2 separate regions of the Homo sapiens genome follow, and region 1 is linked to region 2. The links are chromatin loops, found by intact Hi-C in ENCODE. Cell type or tissue: chondrocyte. All regions are shown on one strand.

The links. A loop is a pair of places that touch in the nucleus more often than their neighbours do. Peaks named below come from ENCODE experiments on the same cell type or tissue, not always from the same donor. Only the 100,000 strongest peaks of a DNase experiment are listed, where the experiment ranks them.
Region 1: it touches region 2 in a loop (4-fold over the local background); 4 of 110 quality-filtered maps call a loop at or near these places.

What each region holds. Positions count from the first base shown.
Region 1 is chr10:91,909,104-91,917,103 of GRCh38, reverse strand. FGFBP3 (fibroblast growth factor binding protein 3) reads left to right here and starts at 7,618. Exons shown (of 2, transcript NM_152429.5): 1 at 7,618-7,706. It overlaps FGFBP3-AS1 (FGFBP3 antisense RNA 1), which reads right to left. Exons shown (of 2, transcript NR_199602.1): 2 at 7,756-8,000. RefSeq lists an enhancer at 7,978-8,000. In chondrocyte, CTCF peaks have their summits at 1,207, 3,844, 4,077 and 7,978; no DNase peak of the experiment used is centred here.
Region 2 is chr10:90,906,784-90,914,783 of GRCh38, reverse strand. ANKRD1 (ankyrin repeat domain 1) reads left to right here. Exons shown (of 9, transcript NM_014391.3): 9 at 1,808-2,688. The coding sequence ends at 1,918. It also overlaps a transcript of RPP30 not described here. Among named protein-coding and RNA genes, the nearest start is that of ANKRD1, 10 kb to the left of the region's middle. In chondrocyte, a CTCF peak has its summit at 3,037 (motif pointing left); no DNase peak of the experiment used is centred here.

The DNA.
Region 1 (8,000 bases), 1.0 Mb before region 2:
TAACAGAAGGGAGGAAACAATGAAAATCAGAACCGAAATAAAACAAATAGAGAACAGAAAAACCGTAGAAAGAATAGAACTAAGAGTTGGTTTTTTGAACAAATAAATAAAATTGATAAATCATGTAAGAGATAAAGAGAAGACTCAAAAAATCAAAGTGAAGAAATTAAAACAGATGTCTTAGAAATAAAAAACAAGATTATAAGGGACTATTATGAACAAGTATATGCCAATAAATTGGATAACCTAGAAAAAATGGATAAATTCCTAGAAAAATACAACCTACCAAGATTGAGTCAGGAAGAAATAGAAGGCATGAGCCGACTAATAACAAATAAAGAGATTGAAGTAGTAATAAAAAACTGGGAGCAGTGGCTCATGCCTGTAATCCCAACACTCTGGGAGGCCAAGGCGGGCAGATCACCTGAGGTGAGGAATTTGAGACCAGCCTGGCCAACATGATGAAACCCCATCTCTACTAAAAATACAAAAATTAGCTGGGCCTGGTGGTGGGTGCCTGTAATTCCAGCTACTTAGGAGGCTGAGGCACAAGAATTGCTTGAACCTGGGAAGCGGAGTTTGCAGTGAGCCAAATGAGCCAATGCAGTGAGCCAGTGCACTACGGCCTGGACGACAGAGCAAGACTCCATCTGAAAAAAACCAAGAAACGCCGGGCACGGTTGCTCATGCCTGTAATTCCAGCACTTTGGGAAGCCAAGGCGGGTGGATTACCTGAGGTCGGGACTTCAAGACCAGTCTGATCAACATGGAGAAACCCCATCTCTACTAAAAATACAAAATTAGCCGGGGTGGTGGCGCATGCCTGTAATCCCAGCTACTCGGGAGGCTGAGGCAGGAGAATCGCTTGAACCTGGGAGGCGGAGGTTGCAGTGAGCCGAGATTGCGCCATTGCACTCCAGCCTGAGCAACAACAGCGAAACTCTGTCTCAAAAAAAAAAAAACAAAAAAACAAAAAACCAACAAAAAAACAAAAAACTGCCCAACAAAGAAAAGCCAAGCCCAGGACCAGATGGCTTCACACTGAATTCTACCAAACTTTCAAAGAAGAATTAATACCAATGCTTCTTAATACAACTCTTCCAAAAAATAAAGCTAGAGGGAGTATTTCCAAATAAACTTTATGAGGCCATCTTCACTTTGATACCTAAGTGAAAGATATCACAAGAAAAGAAAACTATAGGACAATCTCTCTGATGAATATTAATGCAAAAATTCTCAATATGATATTAGCAAGCTGAATTTAACAATACATAAAAAAGATCATACATCATGACCAAATGAGAATTATCCTAGCCATGCAAGTCTGGCTAGGATAAGTGTAACATATGCATATCAATCGATGTGATAGATTTAACAGAATGAAAGATTAAAAACCACATGATCATCTCAATTGATTTGGGAAAAGCATTCAATAAAGTCCAACATTTTTTCTTGATAAAAACTCACAATAATTTAGGTATAGAAGGAAAGGTCCTCAACATATTAAAAGCCATTTATGAAAAACCCACAGCTAACATATAATATTAGTTCCTCATATAATCAATGGGGAAATACTGAAAGCTTTTCCCCTAAGATGTAGTAAAAGACAAAGGCAAGGATGCCCAGTCTCACCACTTCTATGTAACACGGTACTAGAAGTACTACCAAGAGCAATCAGACAAGAAAAATAAGAAGCGTCCAAATTATAAAAGAAGTAAAATTATCTCTATTACAGATGACATTATCTTATTTTTAAAAACTTTAAAGATTTCACAAAAACCTATTAGAACCACTAAATGAATTGAGTTTCAGGATACAAAATGAACATACCAAAATCAGTAGCATTTTTATACACATAATGACCTAACAGAAAAAGAATGCAAGAAAACAATCCCATTTATGATAGGATGAAAAAGTAAAATAAAATCAAATACTTATGAATAAATTTAACTGACTGAGGTGTAAAAATTACACTGAAAACTGTAAAACATTCATGAAAGAAATTGAAGAAGACACAAATAAATGGAAAGCTACCCCATGCTCATGTATTAGAAACATTAATATTGTTAAAATATCCATACTACCCAAAGCAGTATGCAGATTCAACACAATCCCTACAAAAATCCCAGTGCCATTCTTCACAGAAATGGAAAAAGCAATCCTAAAATTTGTATGGAAACATAAAAGACCATGAATTACCAAAACAATTCTGAGAAAGTAAAACAAAGTTGGAGGCATTACACTTCCTGATTTTAAATTATATTGAAGCCTATAATCCCAGCACTTTTGGAGGCTGAGGCAGGAGGATTGCTTTAGCCCAGGAATTTGAGACAAGCCTGGGCAACATAGTGACACTGTGTCTCTATGAAAAGTAGAAAAAATTATCCAGGTCTGGTGGCACATGTCTGTAGTCCCAGCTACTCAGGAGGCTGATGTGGGAGGATTGCTTGAGCCTAGAGTTTGAGGCTGCAGTGAGCCATGATCATGCCACTGCCTTCCAGCCTGGGCAACAGAGCGAGACCCTGTCTCAAAAAAAATTATATTATAAAGCTTTAGTAATCAAAACAGTAATGGTACTGGCATAAAAACGGACACATAGAACAATGGAACAGAATAGAGAAGAAATAAATTCAAACATATATGGTCAACTAATTTTTGATAAGAGACACAATGGGATAAGGGTAGTCTCAATAGTGCTGGGAAAACTGGATTTCCGTATGCAAAAGAATGAAATTTGATCATTATCTTACACTATACAAAAACATCAACTCAAAATGGATAAAGAACCTAATTGTAAGACCAGGAACTATCAAACTCCCAGAAGAGAACATAGGGGAAAATCCCCTGGATATGGACCTTGGCAATGAGTTTTGGACATCACACCAAAAGCTCAAGCCACAAAAGCGACAATAAATAAATGGTACTACATGAAACTAAAAAGCTTCTGCACAGCCAAGGAAACAATCAACAAATAAGTGGCAGCTACAGATTGGGAAAAAATATCTGTGAACCATATATCAAATAAGGGGTTACTGTCCAAAATTTATAAAGCACTCATACAACTCAATGGTAGAAAAACAAATAACCTGATTTAAAAATGGGCAAAAAGACCTGAATACACATTTTTCCAAAGAAAACATGAAAATCACCAACAGGTATATGAAAGGGTGCTCAACACCATTAATCATCAGGGAATTGTAAATCAAAACCACTATGAGATACTACCTCACACCCGTTAGGATGGCTATTACCAAAAAGTCAAAAGATAAATGTTGGCAAGGATGTGGGGAAAAGGTTGTACACTCTTGGTGAGAATGTAGATTGGTACAGCCATTATGGAAAACAGTATGGAGATTTGTAAAGAAATTAAAAATCAACTACTATGTGACCCAGCAATTCCTCTTCTGGGCATATATCCAAAGAAAATGAAATGATCACCTCATAAAGATATCTGCACTTTCATGTTAATTGCAGCATTATTTACAATAGCCAAGGTATGGAAACAACCTAAATGGGTAAACAAAATGTGGTATATACATACAATGGAATATTATTCAGACTTAAAAATGAAATAAATTCAGATACATGCTATAACACAGATAAACCTTGAAGACATTGTGTTAAGTGAAATAAGCCAATCACAAAGGACAAATACTGTAGGATTACACTTACCATAAGATATCTAGAGTGGTCAAATTCACAGAGACAGAAAGTAGAATGATGGTTGCCAGGGGCTGGGGGAAGGGAGGAATGGGTACAGAGTTTCAGTTTTGGAGGACGAAAGAAAGTTCTGGAGATGGATAGCTATAATGGTTGCAGAACAGTGTGAATCTTTTTAATGTCACTGAAGAGTACACCTAAAAATAGTTAAAACAACAAATTTTATGTTATGCATATTATGCCACAGTTTTTTAAAAAATAACTCCCCTTTTCTGATATTGCATAATATGTCTATGTGCCCTTACTTTTTACTCTGGGAACAGTGTTTGTGACAGCGAAGCATGGTCTCTGGAGTATCTCTTAATTACAGCTTTCAGATAATAAATTTTTTTATTGCAATTAGAGCATTATGCCACAAGATGTCATTCTTTCATTAAAAATGGTACCAATTCGGTTCAGTAGTTGTTAACAAAAAGTAATGCCAAGGCAACAGACAAAAGCCTGGGATTACTCATCCATGCTTCACATATACAAAGACAGTTTTCTGGGAAAGAAAGGGCTTCCAAGTGTGAAATGTATTAATTAGCTACTCTTATTTTTGAAACTTGTTAATGTTTCTAATCTTCATAGGTACAAATTGGTTTTCATTATAAGTTGAATTGGTGTAATTTTTTTTTTTATTTTTATGTTTTTTGTTTTTTTGAGAAAGAGTCTTGCTCTGTTGCCCAGGCTGGAGTGCAGTGGTGTGACCTCGGCTCACTGCAATCTCTGCCTCCCGGATTCAAGTGATTCTCCTGCCTCAGCCTCCCGAGTAGCTGGGATTACAGGCGTGCACTACCATGCCCAGCTACTTTTTGTATTTTTAGTAGAGATGGGGTTTTGCCATGTTGGCCAGGCTGGTCTCGAACTCCTGACCTCAGGTGATCCACCCGCCTTGGCTTCCCAAAGTGCTGGGATTACAGATGTGAGCCACCATGCCCAGCCTGAATTGGTATAATTAAAACATAACTAATAGTAAAATACAAAGACAAAACATAAAGATCACTGATCACTGAAAGATGTAAGTGGTTTTATCACTAAATGATGTGTGAACCTGGACAAGTTATCTAGTTTCTCTGATTTTACCAGAGTGTTAAAAACTTCCTTTCTGAAGTCAATATACATTGCTATATATTTAATATATACTACTATATATTTAAACATATTCTTCTAATTCTAAAGTATTTTGGTTTTTATAGTAGTAACCAAACTATAATTGTTCAAATATAATACTAACAGGAGTTCAGTAATAGAAAATGCTATATGCAAGAGGACATTAGGAAATATAATAAGAATTCCTGATATCTTGAGGAAGTATTTAAGTAAAATATTTACTTGTGTAAAAAAATTACAGTCAGAGGTATAAACTTCTGCAATTAAAAAAAATCACATTTATTAATGAGAACATTTTTAAAAGATGATGGAATATTCTGAAGTTTTAAAACAGCTTTGCTAAGGGTCATTTCTGTGTGTCACTTTATTTCTTTTTATATAGCTATAGTATATTTAAACAATAATGCTGTCTTTTATAAGGGTTTGTCTATTTACCTATTCTTTACTCAGACATTGATGTAGACCTTGTCAGATTATTCTGAGTATTGTTAACAGTGCCTTTTTGATGGAATTCACACTTTTTGGCTGTCAACTTGTGCCATATACACACAAAATTTTGTGGAAGGCAGTTTTAATTTTTTGAAGAACATCTGTCAAAATTTAAGAAAACAAATGTATAAAATTCCATTTTTTCCAGTGTTTAGCATTTCTAGTAAGCAGTGAGGTTTTTTGTTTGACATACAGTGATGATGGCATTATTGACAAGCTATACATGAGACTGCAGATTATACTGAATCATGTTAAATGTACAGAAATAAAATATTAGATTTATATCAAACTTTCGCATTTGAACCAGTGGGGAAAACCCCACAGAAATCAGTAAGTTAACATTTCAATGTCTTTCTTATTTGACTAAGTGGAAAGAGAGTCTTTAAAATGTATAACCTGCCATTATGTAATTTGGTTTCATTTTATTCTACCTGTTGTGTGAGTTTAGTATATTTAATTTACTTTGTGTTACTCTACATACTGTTTATTTTTGTTACAGTTTTTAATTGAAGATGGACTCTGAAAGTGGTATAGGACCAGTGTCTTATTAATATCATTAATATATTAAGAGGAGCCACACAAAACCCATGACAAAATGAATGGAAATATTCTTTCTAAAAATTTAGAAAATTTTATACTTTTGCATTTATTATGTAAAATTATTTGTTTTACAATATCAAAATTTTTCGTTTAAAGAAAAAAATGCCATGAAACATTTGAACTGATGAGCCACAGAACTTCAGTTGAAATTTTTTTCACTTTTTAGCATGCTAAATATACATCTCAGTTTAAATATTCTGTTTAATGGCCATTTATAAATTCAAGCACTACCACTGGTCAGTTTTGTGTGATAGAATAAAAATATGTTACCTGCAGTGTAAGTATAGCACACTGTCAAATTCTTTTCCTTAAGGTGCACAGTAAATGTACAGATAGTTATAGGCCACTGTTTTTGCAATGTAGTACATTTCTAATCTATTATTCCTAACCTATTATAACTGTTTGCAGAGAGAAAATAATTGAATTTTTCTAATAATCTGTAAAATTATGCTAACTTCTACAAGTAGGCTTCTAAATAAAAATTTTAAAAAGAGCAAAAAAAAAAAAAAAGAAAGAAAAAACAGCTTTGCTTGGTCAGCACTTTGAGAGGCTGAGGCAGGTGGCTCATCTCAGGTCAGGAGTTCGATACCAGACTGGGCAACATGGTGAAACCCCTTCTCCACTAAAAATTAGCTGGGTGTTGTGGCAGGCACCTGTAATTCCAGCTACTGGGGAGGCTGAGGCAGGTGAATCGCTTGAACCGGGAAGGCAGAGGTTGCAGTGAGCCGAGATAGCACCACTGCGCTCCAGCCTGGGTGACAGAGTGAGCTCCCGTCTCAAAACAAACAAACAAACAAACAAACAAACAAACCCCCGCACACACACACAATCCCCCCCTCCAGAAAAAGCAGCTTTGCTTAAATGTAACATTTTCAAGATTCAAGAACACATTCATTCTCTCTCTCTTTTTTTTTTTTTTTGAGAGGCAGTCTCGCCCTGTCCCGGGTTCAAGTGATTCTCCTGCCTCAGCCTCCTGAGTAGCTGGGATTACAGGCATCTGCCACCACGCCTGGCTAATTTTTGTATTTTTAGTAGAGACGGGATTTCACCAGGCCAGGCTGGTCTCACATTCTTAACTATTATACCATTTCAATTGGTAATCTTACCGTTCAACTACTATAATACAAATAATTTTTTTAAACTTCTAATTTTTGGAGGACCCTTATAACTGATTTCTAATACCTAAAAATAATAAAAAGCCCAAATGTCCACTCCTGGGTGAACTGCTGGGCACTATTGTATGTTAATAAACTAGGATATTATATTTTTATTAGTAGTAACAATTATTAAGATTGAGAGTCTTAAGAAAGGCTATTGGAAATAATAGGTAAAAATGTAGAACTCAGAATATGAGAAATAGAATGTAAATGATATAATTGTGTAAAAAATGCCTAGTTTAGAATACTGAAGTTTGTTTTGTTTCATTTTATTTAACTTTTAAAACTTAGATCTTTTGTTTAATTTTTATTTTTTGGATGGTTAAGTACATGAAAGAAGAAAAACTTGGTTAATTTTGCCTGATTATTTTAAACATTGGAAGCAAAATACAAGATTTGTATTTCATACTACAGGACCGCTTCCATCATCCATCTGGAGAGACAGAGAGAGAGAGGGAGAGAGAGAGAGAAGCGCGGCGGTGATAAGTCTCCCAGTGTGAGAGAAATCGGGGAGGGGCGAAGAAGGGTAGGCCTCTTCTGTTCCATTGATACCACGTTCATTCACAGGGAGCCGGCTAAAACAGACTACTCCCCCGTGCAGTCGTTCCCTCTACCCTAATAAGGCTTTGGCGCCTCTCCCAGAACTCGGTAAGTTCAAAGTGTAGTAAAGTGCATGTTTCCAAGGAATCATCTGAAATGATTTTGTAGATAGTTTATTGCAGGTTGGAGAAGGGAGAAAATGAAGGAAGGGGTAGAGGGGGCAATTATCACGCATCGTTTTGCTATCGTATTTGCAAGGGGAAGAAAATCTCAATGCATACATGGTTCGAAAGTGATTATTTAGACAGTAAGCAGTTTCCCCAGGAAAGCTCCTCAGAGGGTCTCCTCGCAGGCTGCAGATTCTAGAAAGTCTGCGGAAGAGTAGTTCGCAGGTGCATGTGT
Region 2 (8,000 bases):
GAAGAAATAATTTTAAAGAAGCTTTTGAAGAATCACTTTACAAAAAAGAGTGGGGGGGGGGGGAGGGAAACTCAGTCATCATATAAATGCAAATAATTTTCTCCCCTTATTTGTGTTGCAAAGACTGAGAGGAATATCTTATCTTTTAAAACAAATCTGGCTTGGTGACAGGATCAAAGAATGGTGATAAATGAAGATTGCTTGGGATGGGAAAGTGTTAACAGTAGGGCTTCCTCAGTCTAGATATTGGAATTGATCCTATCTAATATTTTTTTAAACTATCAGAAAAAGAGCAGGTTAAATGAAATCTTGAAAGCTGCAGAAAATGTGAAGATTTTTTTTCAGGCAGTGAGACACTACCAGCAGAGACAAATAGCATACAGGTTTAGGGAGACTGTGTAAGTAGCCAGAAAAATCACAATATAAATTTCAATGGAGAGAAGTGCAAGGAATTTATGGAAGAGTAGCCCAAAATATACAAATACGGCTTAGGGTTCTGAATTATCAGTTAGATATTAGCATCAGGTTTATGGAACTATTAATGTCATTGACCCAATGGATTGATGTTTCCCCCAAAGATCAATAACCTATTGATGCCATCTTAAGGAGATTGGGAGCAGCATACAATATTTTCTCATTATCCAAAACTGTATATTCATGTCTACTGATGATTGTTCCTAGAGAAAGACACTACAGAGGTGGGGAAGTTCCAAAATGAAGGTTATAGGGCCACTAATTTAAATACCTACAGATCTCATAATCTGACTGCAGACTGACCTCACTGTGCCGGGCAGATGGCCTAAGTGACTTCAATGTGTGGCTGTCAGGGTCTGTGCACATAACTCTTTTAAAGGTGGCCCTTCCCCAACCCAGTCTATGTTGCTCTGTGGAACCATGGGTACCATGTTTTTAACTCTTCTGATTTTTTCATAGAAGTCACAAATCCAGCTCTTGGTTTCCAACTGTTGCCAATTCATACTAATCTTAAAAAAAATCTAAGTTCTGTTTGGGTCAAAACAAAACAGGTCTCTATTCTGGTTTGCATCTCAAAGCTGCCAATTTGCAGTCGCTGGGTTAAAAAGAAACTTCTCAATGAATAGAGATGGAAAAATTTTGGACTTCTCAGATCTATAGATGAGAATTGAGAGATGACATGGTTTTAATATTTTTAAATCTTGAGACACGTGCATAAGGGAAATCAAAATTTCGTCTCAAAAATTATTTGTTCACATGTGTCATTGCCATCAACTCCAAGAAAAATACATTTCCTGGGAGAGTCCATTGAAAATTCTGACAAGTTATGAAAAATCTGCTCCCAGGAACAGTAATAGTACCCAAGCAGTACCTAAGTCCTTAAGCCAAGTTATTGATGCAGCTCATTTACCATCATTTCTTATCAATCAAAGAACTATCATTCAAATGGATAGGCACTGATTCTTGGTCCAAGAGGCATGCTCCCACCTCCGGGAGTCCATTCCACAGGATACTGGAAGATGTATGGAGACATTTTATAAATTTCAAAATGACTTGAGGTGCTCTTGACACATAGTGTCTAGGGACAAGGGATTTTACCAATACCTGGGATGGTCCCACGTGAAAAAGATTTTTGCTCTAAAATGGCAAAAGCATCCCTCTGAGAAACAGTGAAGGACTGGTTTGAGTATAAACTGCAGATCACTCCTGGTGGAAACCATAAAACACTGTTATAACATATACCTAATCCTTACCTCATGAAACACACACAGAGAATGTGAATTTACAGATGTCACCCACCTGAAAGTCAACTTTCCTTATCTCATTTGATTAGGCTGGGAAGACGCCGATGGATCTGGTGCTACACTGGCAGAATGGAACCAAAGCAATATTCGACAGCCTCAGAGAGAACTCCTACAAGACCTCTCGCATAGCTACATTCTGAGGCAAACGACAGACTCTTAATCAGTAAATGTTCACTGGCATTTTGAAGGCATGGCCCAAGAGAAGAGACACTAGCCATAAAATCTAGTTTCTATTTATCAACGTGTTGTGAAGATGTACCTAATGAAGTTTTGAGAAAGCACAGGGTTATAGGTGTTTAAATTTCCTTTAGTGAAACTCTTATTTATTTTTATGTATTCCTGTTTATTTATTTACTGCCACGCTACTGATATTCAGACCTTCATGATCATCCATCTGGTGAGCAGAGCTTCATTTGTATATAACACTTTCAGAGCCTTCCCACCCATAGGTAGTTCTTAAACCAGGTGAAAGAGCAAAGTTCAAGTGCCTACTTATGTGTCATTCGCTCATGTAAGAGTTTTTAAGAGAGGGCTGATTATCACAGCCCTCTTTTCTCCTGAATTTTTAATGCAGAAGTTTGAATGAAGCAAGGGAAGGCATGTAGGGACAGGAAAGGAAACAATGGAAGGAAAGTGATTCTGTGAAAAGGACAGTGAAGCCAGCTATTTTACCCCCAGGCTGGATTTTTTTTTTTTTTTTTTTTTTTTTTTTTTACCGAGTACACAGAGTACCCAAGTGAAGAGAACGTCATGAGTGTAAGTGCAAATCAGTGGAAGGAGCGGCAAACTGGGACATGCAGAATTGAATTTGCTCAAAAAAGATGAAAGGAAATGCAAACTGTAAATGTATAAATGTATATTGTATTGTATGTACATTTTATATTCATAATAAAGGCAATCAAACTCTAAACCTCTAAGTCCTTCTATAAGTGTGGTGGAAATGTCCTATGTGAAAAAAAAAGCTATATAGGAGGGTTTTTTTTTTCCATTGTTTTCCAAGTTTTGCAGATTAGAAATGTCCCGTACAACAGCACTCCCAGTATTTAATATGTATACAGATCACCTGGGGATCTGGTTAAAATGCAGATTTCTGATTCAGCTGGTCTCAGGTGGGGCCTGAGATTCTGCTTTTCTGACAAGCTCCCAGGTGACAGGCCACGAAATGCCACCACCACACTGAGCAGCTAGGCCGAGAGCCATAAAGACACAAAGGAATTCTAGCGAGCTTTCAGTCCCAGTGGTGTGTAGAAAGAGACCCCTGGTGGTCAGAATGATTTCTGCATGGTAAACCCGCATTTCTTACGAAGTTCCCATTAAGGCTTAACTAGTGACTTTTTTAAATTTAAATTTTAAGTTCTGGGGTACATGTGCAGGATGTGCAGCGGTGTTACATAAACGTGTGCCATGGTGGTTTGCTGCACCTATCAACCCATCACTTAGGTATTAAGCCCAGCATGCATTAGCTATTTTTCGTAATGCTCTCCTTCCTCCCACCCCACCCCCTATACAGGTCCCAGTGTATTTTGTTCCCCTCCCTGTGTCCATGTGTTCTCATTGTTCAGCTCCCACCTATAAGTGAGAACATGCGGTGTTTGGTTTTCCGCTCCTGTGTTAATTTGCTGAGAATAATGGCCTCTAGCTGCATCCATGCCCCTGCCAAGGACATGATCTCATTCTTTTTATGGCTGCGTTGTATTCCATGGTGTATATCTACCATATTTTCTTTATCCAGTCTATTATTGATGGGCATTTGGGTTGGTTCCATGTCTTTGCAATTGTGAATAGTGCTGCAATGAACATATGCATGCATGTATCTTTGTAGTAGAATGATTTATATTCCTTTGGGTACATACCCAATAATGGGATTGCTAGGTCAAATGGTATTTCTGGTTCTAGATCTTTGAGGAATCACCACACCATTTTCCACAATGGATGAACTAATTTACATTCCCACCAACAGTGTAAAAGTGTTCCTATTTTTCTGCAACCTTGCCAGCATCTGTTATTTCTTGACTTTTTAAGTAACTGCCATTCAGACTCCATCCATCTGACAAAGCTCTAACATCCAGAATCTACAAGGAACTTAAATTTACAAGAAAAAACAACCCCATCAAAAAAGTGGGCAAAGCACACGAACAGACACTTCTCAAAAGAAGATATTCATGTGGCCAACAAACATCTGGAAAAGAAAGCTCAATATCACTGATCATTAGAAAAATGCAAATTAACTGGAGATTTAACAATTCTTGTGGACAGGGACTGGCAATGTCAAAGACTTCCCAGGAGAGAACACACAGGTCCATGATTTTTGACCTCCAGACCACCATAATAAAACTAATATCACAATAAAGTGAGTCACAATTTTTTTTGGTTTTCTAGTGCATACAAAAGTTATGTTTACATTATCCTGTGGTTTAATAATTGTGCTATAGCACGATGTCTAAAAAACACTGTACCTACCTTAACTTAAAAATACTTTATTGCTAAAAAAAATGCTAATGATCATCTGAGCCTTCAGTGAGTCATAATCGTTTTAATGGCGGAGGGTCTTCCCTCCATGTGGATGGCTGCTGACTGATGAGGGTGGTAGTTGATGAAGATTGGGATGGCTGTGTCAATTTATTGAAAGAAGACAACAATAAGCTTACCACATCAATTAACTCTTTCATAAAAGATTTATCTGTAGCATCTGATGCTATTTGATAGCATGTTACTATCAATAGAACATCTTTCAAAATTGGAGTACATCCTCGCAAACCCTGTTACTGCTTTATTAACTAAGTTGATGTAATATTCAAAATCCTTTTTTTGTCATTTCAACAATGTTTACAGCATCTTCACTAGGAGTAGATTCCATCTCAAGAAACCACTTCCTTTGCTCATCCATAGGAAGCAACTTCTCAGCTGTTCAAGTTTTATGACAAGATTGCAACAATTCAGTCACATGTTCAGGCTCCACTTTTAGTTTTCTTGCTATTTCCACCACATCAACAGTTACTTACTCCACCGAAGTCTTGAACCCCTCCAAGTCATTCACACAGGTTGGAATTAACTTCTTTCAAATTCCAGTTAATGATATTTTTACCTCCTCCAATGACCCACGAATGTTCTTAATGGCATCTAGCATGGTGAATCCTTTCCAGAAGGTTTTGAATTTATTTTGCCCAGATCCATCAAAGGAATCGTTATCTACGGCATATAGCCTTATGAAATGTGTTTCTTAATAAGACTTGATTCAAAATGACTCCTTGATCCATGGGCTACAGAATGGATGTTGTGTAAGCAGGTATGAGAATAACATTCATCTCCTTGTACATCCTCATCAGATGCACGTCTCCATCAGTCTTGGGTGACCAGGTGCATTTTCAATTAGCAGTAATGTTGTGAAAGGAATATTTTTTTTTCCTGAACAGTAGGTTTCAATGATGGGCTTAAAATATTCAATAAACTATGATGTAAAAAGATGTGCTATCATCAAGGATTTGTGGTACAATTTATAGAGCACAGGCAAAGTAGATTTAGCATAATTCTTAACAACCCTAGGATTTTCAGAATGGTCAATGAGCATTGGTTTCAACTTAAAATCACCAGCTAACAAGGGAGTCAAAGCTTTGAAGCTTTGAAGCCAGGCATTGACTTCTCCTCTCTAGCTATCAAAGTCCTACATGGCATCTTCCAATAGAAGGCTGTTTCATCTACATTGAAAATCTGTTGCTCAGTGTAGCCATGTTAATCAGTTATCTTAGCTAGATCTTCTGGATAACTCGCTGCAGCTTCTTTCTTCTATCAGCACTTGTGCTTCACCTTGCACTTTTATGTTACAGAGATGGCTTCTTTCCTCAAATCTTATGAACCAACTTCCGCTGCAGTTCTCCAACTGTTTTCAGCAGCTTCCTCACTTCTCAGCATTCATAGCATTGAAGAGTTAGGGCCTCTGGATTAGGCTTTGGATTAAGGCATTATTGTAACTGGTTTGGTGTTCTATCCAGACCACAAAAACTTTCTCCATTCAGCAATAGAGCTGTTTTGCTTTATCATTTGTGTGTTCACTGGAGAAGCACCTTTAATTTCCTTCAAGAACTTTTCCTTTGCATTCACAACTTGAGTGAGAGGCATAGTTTTCAGCCTATCTTGGCTTTCTACATGCCTTTCTCAATAAGCTTAATCATTCCTAGCTTTTGATTGAGAGAGATGTGTGGTTCTTCCTTTCACTTGAACACTTAGAGGCCATTGTAGGGTTATTAATTGGCCTAATTTCAATATTGTTTTGTTTCAAGGAATGGGGAGGCCTGAAGAGAGGGAAGGAAATGGGGAAAGCTGGTCGATGGAGGAGTCAGAACACACACAACATTCATGGATTAAGTTCACTGTCCGATATGAGTGCAATTTGTGGCTACCTAAAACAGTTATAATAGTAAAATCAAAGAACACTAACCAACAAAACACATATAATAATAATGAAAAAGTTTTTAATATTGTGAAAATTACCAAAATGTGACATGAGCGAGACAGGAAACAGGCACATGATGTTGAAAAAATGGCACCAATAGACTTGCTGGTTACAGAGGTGCCACAAATCTTCAACTTGTAAAAAATTCAGTATTTGCAAAGCACAATAAATTGAAGCACAATAAAAGGAGGTATGCCAGTAGTTCTTGGCCAGGTGCTAGGCCAGGTCCTAAGACCTGTGGTAAGAAAAAGAGATTGTCCATGACATGCCCTCCTGGAAGAGATGAATATTAAAGGAATAATGAGGAATAAATACATAGTCATGTGCCACAGAATGGTGTTTCGGCCAACAATGAACCACATATACAAAGGTGGTCCCATAAAAATAAAATGAAGCTGAAAAATTTCTATTGATAGCAACATCCTAGCTGTTGTAACATCATAGTACAGTGCATTACCTTTTCTATGTTTGTTTAGATACACAATATACTTACCACTGTGTTATAGTTGCCTACAGTATTCAGTACAGTGACATGTCGTACAAGTTTGAAGCCTAAGAGCAATAGGCTGTATTGCTCATATAGCCTAGGTGTTTAGTAGGCTGTATCATTTAGGTTTGTGTAAGTAACACTCTGTGATGTTCACACAACAAAACCGCCTAATGATGCACCTTTCAGAACGTATCCCTGTCGTTAAGTGAGGCAGTAAGTGCACAGTATCTGTCTGTTGTAAATACGATGAAGGAAACAATACAGAGTGTCTAAGATGATGAGGCTTCTATAAAGACTTCTTTGAGGTGGTAACCTTTAGGGTTTGTCTGAAAGGTAAACAGGAGTTATTCAAGAATCAAGTGTTCCAGGTAGCAGGAACACTGCTCTATGGAATACAGCAAGGATATGAGAAATGTTTGGCACTTGTGGAAATACATGAAAGCCAGTGAAGTCTGATGTAAAACACTAGCACCAAGAGACCCATTTTGGATAAGATCATATATGTTAACCTCTTAGATATGCCTCTAACTATCTGGGAGAGTGTATACGCATAGTCCATAACCAGAAGGTCTTCCAGTTATCTGGTCATAGACACATATAGAGTTGTGAGAATGGTTTGAAATATTTTTGTACCTTTTCTGTCTAGTACTAATCCAGGGAGTCCACCTCCCACAGGCATTGGGGATTTCATTGTTATCTCTCTGACTCCCAATCTTGTTTGTTGGCCCCTCTACCTTCCCCACAGGGGTCCTGGCTTAAGTTTGTCAGACTTTTAAGGCTCAGGGTCCTTCAATTTCTTCCAAGTGAAACATCTACAACACAGACATTTCTCTTGCCAGTGCTGATGTCTCATGTGGCATAACTTCAACGTGTTACCACCATGTGACCAACTTTTCTTTATGGTATCTGCCTCAAATCCACCTCCCCTAAAGAGCTGGGAGGGTACACGAGAGAAGAGAATAAAGAGTTAAAAAGTTTTATGTTGCCACATATAAATATTTGCACTAATAACTAGGTAGAGGGCATGAGAGACAATATGGAATAAATCCCATTAGAATTAAGACAACTCTTAGTTATTTCTGCTAATGGAAAAGATAAACACGTTGGGGGAAATTTTTAAGTTTTTAATCACATAGTCAATTTTTTTATAAGGTTCTCTCCTTGCCTTCTCACTGACTCAACTCTTTGCCCACAATCTTTCATTTTGTGTTTGCTCTTCAGTGAAGGGCACACCACACTGGCCAATGGAGAGTCCTAGAAGTTGTTTTTGACCTTCTTTCCC